Regions from separate parts of the Mus musculus genome. Here region 1 is linked to region 2. The links are chromatin contacts, found by Hi-C or POLR2A ChIA-PET in ENCODE. All regions are on one chromosome and are shown on one strand. The core of a region is the stretch at or near the end of the contact, and the rest is flanking DNA. Distances in the headings are between cores, read along the strand shown. Region 1 holds the start of Rnf11 (ring finger protein 11). Region 2 overlaps Ttc39a (tetratricopeptide repeat domain 39A).

Region 1 (4,075 bases), core at 60-2,559, 37 kb before region 2:
AGCCAAGGAAAGACTCTACTACCTTAGGCAACATGCCAGGCCTTACACAGGGAAGGGACAGAGAACTCAGCTTGATCAACCTGACAGAAAGGCCCTGACTGGGAACTCTGAGTAGGTGACTAACCCAGACTGGAGAAGCAGAAAAAGATTTTCAAGGGAAATGAAATGGAGTCCACGAAGGACTGGTGAGGATAATGATTAGCCCAGCGAGAGGTAAGAGGTCAGGAATACTGTCTGTCTGTGGAAATCTCAGCCAGCGAGAACAGTCTTTGAGAGGACTAGAAGCACTTTGGCCATTTTGGGATTTAGAATTTATAAAAGAGGGGCAGTATTTTGAATGAGATTAGAGATTTCTTCTTTCCGTTTTTTTTTTTTTTCCCGTTTCGTTTTGTTTTGTTTTTCGAGACAGGGTTTCTATGTGTATCCCTGGCTGTCCTGGAACTCACTCTGTAGACCAGGCTAGCCTCGAACTCAGAAATCTGCCTGCCTCTGCCTCCCAAGTGCTGGGATTAAAGGTGTGCGCCACTACTGCTCGGCAAGAGATTTCTTAAGATTATTCTGTGGGTAGTATTGGGAAGGCATATATATATATATGCCTTCCCAATACATATATATATATCCTCAATCATTCAAAGGGTATGGAGGTAGGGGACAATGATGAACACAGAGAGACTGAGAATCAACGGCAAATGTTAGTTTGAGAGGCTTGAATTAGGGAGGTGGGATTGGGAAGAAATGGGCAATCCGATAATCTCATGGCTGTGATGTTGGGAGGGTAGGGCGTGTTCATCACATGAGTTTGGACTTTATTCTTAAAGGATAAAGGAGAAGGAAGCTAAACACCTCAGCTATCTGCCTGGTCCATTCAGATCCGTGCTTACAGACATCAACCCGGCAGACAGCGTGAACAGTCTGAGGACACCGCGCAGGTAAGGTAAGGTAAGTCCGCAAGCTGGCTGCAGCCGGGACATACAGGGGGCGCCGGAGGCAGATGGTCGGGAGACCAACAGCCACACAGCCTGGACCTTAAACTCAGAGCCCAGCCACGCAGTCCAGGAGTCGGACGCGCGCGCCCGGGGCGGGGCCGGAGCACGCACGGCGGCATGACGTAGGCCTGGCCAGCCTCGTTCTGGCCACCGCCGCCGCGCCGAGGCGGAGTAGGATGAGGCCCCGGGCCGCGGCTCCAGCGTCGGCAGGGGCAACAGCAGCTGAGGCAGCAGCTGAGGCAACCGAGACGGCCGCGCCCCCCCCTCCTGACCTGGATTAGGCCCAGCAGCCCGTGGCCGCCGCCGCCCCGCGGGGGGCGGGGTGGGGAAGCGCTCAGTCTTCCCGCCCCCGCCCCCCTCAGGTTCCAGACGCGACCCCGGCGCAGCCCGCGGCCTAGCCTCGCGCCCCCTGTCCCGGGGGCTGGCATGAGCGGCCCCTCGGTGGCGCCGGGGCGCGGGGGAGCCGCCGCCTGAGCCCCGGGCCTGCCGCCTTGGACCCCGCGGCGCCGAGCGAGCTCACCGCCGAGCGTGCGAGAGACCGGGTCACAGCTTTCTTCCTCCCGCAGATCTCAAGCATACACCCCAGCCCCGGAAGATGGGGAACTGCCTCAAATCCCCGACTTCGGATGACATCTCCCTGCTTCACGAGTCTCAGTCCGACCGGGCTAGCTTTGGCGAGGGGACGGAGCCAGATCAGGAGCCGCCGCCGCCATATCAGGTAGGGAGGGTGTGTGTCGGCGTGCGAGAGGAGGCGGCTCGGGCCCTCTGCCCTTGGCCTCCACGGCCTAGACCGGGGGTGGGTGGGGGGGGGGTGGCGTTGACCCCTTCAGGGCTGGCCTTGAGGGTGTCTGCTGCCCGGTTCCCAAATGGAAAAGGGTCCTTCTGGGCATCCCCTTGGGCACGGGTTGAGGACGGTCTTCTGTCCTTGAGTTCAGGAATCGAGTGTGTGATCTTATCCCCTTCGGTGCCTAGTAGTTTAGCTTGTGGAGTTGAGGATGACATGGTTTTCCTGCCTTTATGTCTGAGTTGTGTGATTTCCTCATCAGACTGCCAAGAGGATTACGGGTTTTGCGTAGCTTGTCACCCCCTCCCCCCTTATATTTGTGTTTTCGTTTATGATCCTCCCCACTCTTTTGTTAATTGGCTCTGGTAGAATGTCTTTTTTACCATCTACTTGGGAGGTAGAATTCCAAGTGGCGATTTTGGCCTCAGCTTCATAAAGAGTTACTTGTTTATATATACATATGTGGTAATTTTAAGCTCCACCCCTGTGACACATCTTTTAAATAAGTTGGCTTAATTAAAATTTGATTATCTTGAACTTGAGAGACCTTTCAACCTGACTTGGGAAATGCCATCTGTTACTTAAAGTCCTCTTTATCAAAGACTCCTGAATGGGTCTTTCTAAATGATACATTGAGTAAACTTCTCAGGTGGGCTTTAATACAGTTCTTTAATATTTTCCTGAAGAGAGTTTAGTTTTCTAACTGTGCAGTCTCCTTTGATTTTATGTGGTGACATCATTATCTAGTGTAGTGTTTTCTCAATCCTGTGTAAACCAGTTTCTCATCACGTGGCAAAAAATTGATCATATGAGCTGATTTTCTGACCCCCTCATGTTAGTCAAGTCCCATCTTTACGATAGCCTGGCAAAAGCCTCTATTTTAACCAAACCAGGCTGTTGATAGTTTTGTCTTTGCTCCAGGTGATCTTTATGCTAAGAGCCCTTCCCCCAAGGTTGCCCAGGTGAACATTTAATCCTCTTTAAGGACTCAGCTCAAGTATCTAAAGTACTGACATTACCCACCCTTCTTCCCCGAATTCCTGGATACGTCCCCCATGTACCTTCTACACTTACAAGCAGTACCAGACCTAAAATAATTTAGTGCAGTATCTTTGTTTAGGTAGTTGTGTGTCTCACCCTTGACATATGTGTTCTCCTCCCCTTGTACAAGCTGAATTTGGGACAGTTTCCAGGTGCTTTTATACTCTAGCATCTGACTCATAGTAGATACTCAATAACTGAGATAAATGAAGAATAGAAGCTTTGTCGTCAATATTTCATGCAATTTCTGTCCTATAAAAATTAAGTATTGGCTATATTTATGTGGCCCATTTCTCCCAACATATTTAAATTGCTTCAGGAGCAATACCTAATACTAAATGGAATATGAATATTATCCATAATCAGTAACAGGAATTAAACTGAGAACCCTATGCATTCTAGCAAAACACCACTATAGAACTATAACTCTGCTGTTTAAAAAAAAAAAAAAAAAAAAAACTTATTGTTAGACAGTGACTCAGGAAGTTGACCAGACAGACAAACATTCTGTCCTCCTGCCTCAGCCTCCAGAGTTGGGCCCATTTTTCAGGCTATCTTAACTGTTTTCCTCTCCACTGGATAGCTCCTCTAGAATGAATTTATGTAGGTGACATGAGCAAACTTCTCCCCCAAATCTATGTTCCTTAGCCTCTTTCTAGGAAAATTGGATATCTGACTTGCTGCTTTCTGTTATTCTTACCGTAATTTTAGAGTTATGGGAACTATATTTTTGTCCTTTCCAAAAGGACTAGATCATAATGATGGCTTTTGGTATTTTACCAGTACTTTTTTGGAATGTTATTTTTGACAATGGAAATTGTATTGTGGTTGCCTTTTCCTGAAATGAATGACCCAAATACTGATATGCAAAATTACTATGAATTGCAAGAAAATAGTTACTTTAAAATATGAGACCATAAAAAGAAATATTTAGCTTTGCATGGTGGCTCATATCTGTCATCTTAGTACTTGGAAGGCTGAGTCAGGAGGATTGCTGACATTTGGAGGTCAGTGCTACATACTGAGTTCAGTGCTGGTCTCGGCTATAGAATGAGACCCTATCGAGTTTTTAAAAGAAACCTGTAAATATAATAACATCCCCCTCAAGTCTCTAATATATTACTAATATTTGTTTTACATGATTTGAGAAAGCACCAGTCCATAGTAAATGATTTATAATATTTGGGCTTTTAAAAGGAAATAGTACGTAATGAATATAAAAGCTACAGTAGTATTGATTTGCTTCTGTAAAGAATAGGTGGTG
Region 2 (3,703 bases), core at 584-3,083:
GGATGGCAGCCTCCTCATCGAGATTAGAATGCATCCTGATCCTTTTTTCCTTGACTGGCAGGAAATTCATTAAACTTTCAATAACTTAGCTTAGAGTCATCCTAAACCATCAGGACAGGTAATGGATACTGGGTGCAATTTATATAAGGCCCTAAAGGTTGTCAGGGTTTTTGTTTCAATGTAGATTTAGGTCAGTGTTCCTTAAGTTGCTCTGTGGTCTCAAGATAGAAAACTGGCTATAACGGCTCTAGAAGTCCACAGCCTGTCCTCCCAGTGCCCTTAATCACAGGTGACTTTGTACAGAAGCGGGCATAGTCACTCCCACCCTTCCCATGATACCCCATGCCCATTATGATAGTAATAACTTGATTGTGCATCTTTTTGAGACAGGGTCTCTTGTACTCCAGACTGGCGTCAAATTCATGGCGTAGCTTGAGGATACCCCTGTGCCTCTACCTCCCACACGCTGGGATTACAGACATGTGCTGCCACACACAGTCTGTAAAATCCTTTAGAACTGGGCCAGGTGCCAAGGAAGAGCTGACTTTACAGTAGATAGAAGGGCTCCCTAAGGTAACACACCATTGAACAGGAAAGTTTATCCAACAAGCAGAGCAGAGCAGGGCTCCTACTTTTGTGGACTCAGCTTATTTTGATGCCAGCTCCAGTCATTCATGGAATTAGCTTAACAGTGGCCCTGGATTTAGCCTCTTACATCTCTTGATTTTTTTTTTTTTTTTTTTTTTTTACTCCATCTGTATGAGCTATTCAAGTTACTACCGACCTGTGTTAGGCTTTATACCCCCTACTATGAAGGTTTTGTTCAGAGTCAAACATAACTTGGCCTGAGACCCCCCCAACCCTCCCTTCAGAAAAGGTTGATCTAATGAGGGTGACTATGTAAATAGCAATTAGAACCCTGTGACAACAGAATAGTCACTGTAAGAACAAGACAGCCAGGTGATCCCTCTGCTTGGGGCTGGGGTGTTATGTAGTGTCTCGGAGAGCTCTTCCATCCTTGAGGCATCTTGCAGCCTGCTGGTCTGTCTCCCAGCCTAGGTGAATTGTGAAACCCTTTCTGGTCCCTTCATCCACCCTCTGACCCAGAGGCTCTCTTCCTACCTACCAGAGCAGGGATCGGCAAGGAGATGGGGTTGGGGGAGAGGTAGCGCCTGGACTTCCGGATAGCAAACTTCTCTGTGGGTAGAGATTTCCCAGCAATCTTGAGCTTCAAGCCTGGCACGGCCCTGAAGAAATGGGAAAGAAGGATTGAGATTGCAGGTCAGTGGGAGAGCTCCTGCCTAACATGTCCAGGTCCCCAGCCACAAAAGAGCAGGAGCATAGAGAGAACAGGTCTCCAGCCTTTGCTTGCCTGGCTACACCTCAGTTTCCACACTGTACGATGAAAGAGCTTGACTCTAAAAGTATTTCAAGGAGCAAGCCAGCCTATGGTTATGGTCACATTTCACAGTTCCTGCATGACCTGATAGCTTTCAGGTCATGGTTGGGCAAAGGTTCCAGAGCTAGTTTAAGAATGCATCTAGGCCTGCCTCCTAGTTATCTCTCCTCTACGCCCAGGCCTTCCTGGGAGGGCCCACAAAAGTCTAATCCCAGTTTCACAGGCATGACCAACACCCAGAGAAAAGAGGGACTTGCACAGACAAACAGCCCAAACCCTTAATTAACTCCAGCCTCCTGAACTGTGGCCTCCTCAGCTGTTTCAAGGATAGAATAAAATTCACACAGCTGGGCATGCCTTGACTGGAGCCTCACCCACTACCAGCTGCCTGGCCATTGGGTGTGACTGGGATCTCAGACCCCGAGCTGTATGGGCTCAGGAAACAACTGATGGGTGAGGCCACCCCAGATTCCTTGCTGCGTATTCATTGCAGAACCACTCAGGGTCTGTTTTCTAATCTCAAAAGTATAGATTGTACTACCTCCTTCCTCTCAAGGGCTGTGGGAGAATTCTGTGAGCTGGGGCCACCGTTTGCTCCAGCAGCAGACTATGCACAGACAGTACTATTTCAGCTCTAACAAGCATCTGTCAGTGAAGCTGGCCAGCCTCATTTCCACCATGGGAGGAGAGCCCTAGACACCATCCTACAACTCCAGGTTAACCTTTTGACTCTTCACAAAAGGCAAATAAGTGGTGAAGAGAATACTGAAAAGATATAATGAAATAATAATGAAAAACTCTGGTGGGCAGCCCCCTTGGTTCCAGATTCTACTGCAGGGTCTTCAAAGCCCCTTTTCCAGTTGCAAAACTAGCCTATCTTAAAAGGCGTCCCAGCTGGGCCGTGGTTTTAATGCTGTCGGTTTGATTCAATGACTTTGGCTGTGCTGCTCTGTGGCTCTAGCAAGCTCAGCTGGTGGAGAGATCTCTTTGTACCTCAGATTCTGGTGGTTTAAATGAAAAATGTCCCCTACAGGGATTTCAACACGGGGTTGCCAGTGGGTGGTGCTGTTCTAGGGAGAGGTTTAGGAAATATGACTGTGCTAGAGGAAGTAGGTCACTGGGGGCAAACTTGGAGAGCGCGTGCATAGCCTCCCCTACTCCCAGTTTGCTCTCTGCTTTGCATTTGCAGTTGTTACCATGCCCGTCCCTTTATCACTGCGCTCCTGCCATCATCCCTGCTGTGGTGCACTTGTCCTGGTGCTTTATCACTGCAAAGGTGGCCAAGACAGGGTCCTCGTCTGTCTCAGTGACCAGATGAAAGAGATGACAAACATTCACAGGATTCTAACCACCAGCAGCACTGGCATGGCATGGTAGCCAGAGGGGACTAAGGGCACAGGGCACTTTGGAACAGGCAACTGAGAGCTGGGAGTACCTATCGCATCACTAAAGCTCAGATAGCCATGAGCAGAGCCTGACCTGTCTGTCCACAGTGAGACCTACAGCAGGAGCACTGTGGTCAGGCCCACCTGAATAACTCCACTTCATTGTCCCCGAATGGCTTGTAGTCTTCCTTCCCAAACATGCTGAGGTAGGCAGCCTTCATGTAGATGTAGGTGGCCTGTGGGAGATAGCAGCAGAGATGTGAGCAGCCCTCCTTCTAATCGCAGTGAGTGCCACATGAAATTCAACCCTCACTGTGGTTCCATAGAGATTTATAGTCACTAAGCCCCCAGGGGAGAATGCTGAAGCAACCGAGGAGTTTAGAGGTGGGAGTTGTATACCTGCAAAGCAGCCTCCCTCTCCATCTTGGCCCCATCAAGAGAGACCTGAGCAACATGCAGGGCTGCTGGGACAATGCAGAGACAGGGTGAGCATGGAGGGTGCTGCTGGGAAGCAGTGACTGCAGGCGGCCCTGCCGGATAGTGGGGAGATTCAGAGACTCAAGGGTACCCATATACATGGAAGCAGATAGGACATGCATGGGCACAGATGACCTGCAATAGGGACTATGTGAAGGAGGTATAGGTCCAGAACAGTGAACAGGGCACCCTCACAGGGCTCAGTGATAGACCTACATCCCTCACTTTACACCTTCATCTCAATCCATCTTAAAATGTCTGCAAGGACCTTGCCTGCTAGATCCGTAGGCCACCTGACAGGGAAAGTGGGGAGCCCTGCTTCAGCTGCAGAGTGGCCTACACAGCCCATAAGCATAAGTCCCACAACGTAGAGGGTTAGAGGTGTTTGGCTCAGTGCTGCCCTCAAGTGGCCAAGTTTTGAAACAGCTGCCTCCCAGGACAG

What was found. Hi-C counts contacts between places; a loop is a spot of excess contacts on that map. ChIA-PET counts read pairs that join two places held with the same protein, here RNA polymerase II (POLR2A).
Region 1: a loop to region 2 is called in a map of heart, with 5 times the contacts of the local background. The contact joins the promoter of Rnf11 here to the enhancer-like site in region 2. A Hi-C loop is called at or near these places in 10 of 37 maps with a recorded cell type or tissue (Patski, adrenal gland, gastrocnemius and 2 more). POLR2A ChIA-PET finds 5 or more read pairs at or near these places in 2 of 5 experiments (Patski and embryonic stem cell).

What each region holds. Positions count from the first base shown.
Region 1 is chr4:109,473,739-109,477,813 of GRCm38, reverse strand. Rnf11 (ring finger protein 11) reads left to right here and starts at 1,309. Exons shown (of 3, transcript NM_013876.3): 1 at 1,309-1,704. The coding sequence starts at 1,582.
Region 2 is chr4:109,438,066-109,441,768 of GRCm38, reverse strand. Ttc39a (tetratricopeptide repeat domain 39A) reads right to left here. Exons shown (of 18, transcript NM_153392.2): 13 at 2,929-3,020; 14 at 1,127-1,247. Among named protein-coding and RNA genes, the nearest start is that of Ttc39a, 33 kb to the right of the region's middle. Within about 2 kb of position 1,833, at least 1 of the 3 ENCODE cell types and tissues checked has a DNase peak (open chromatin) inside an H3K27ac peak, as active enhancers do; it is heart, where a contact is called at or near this core.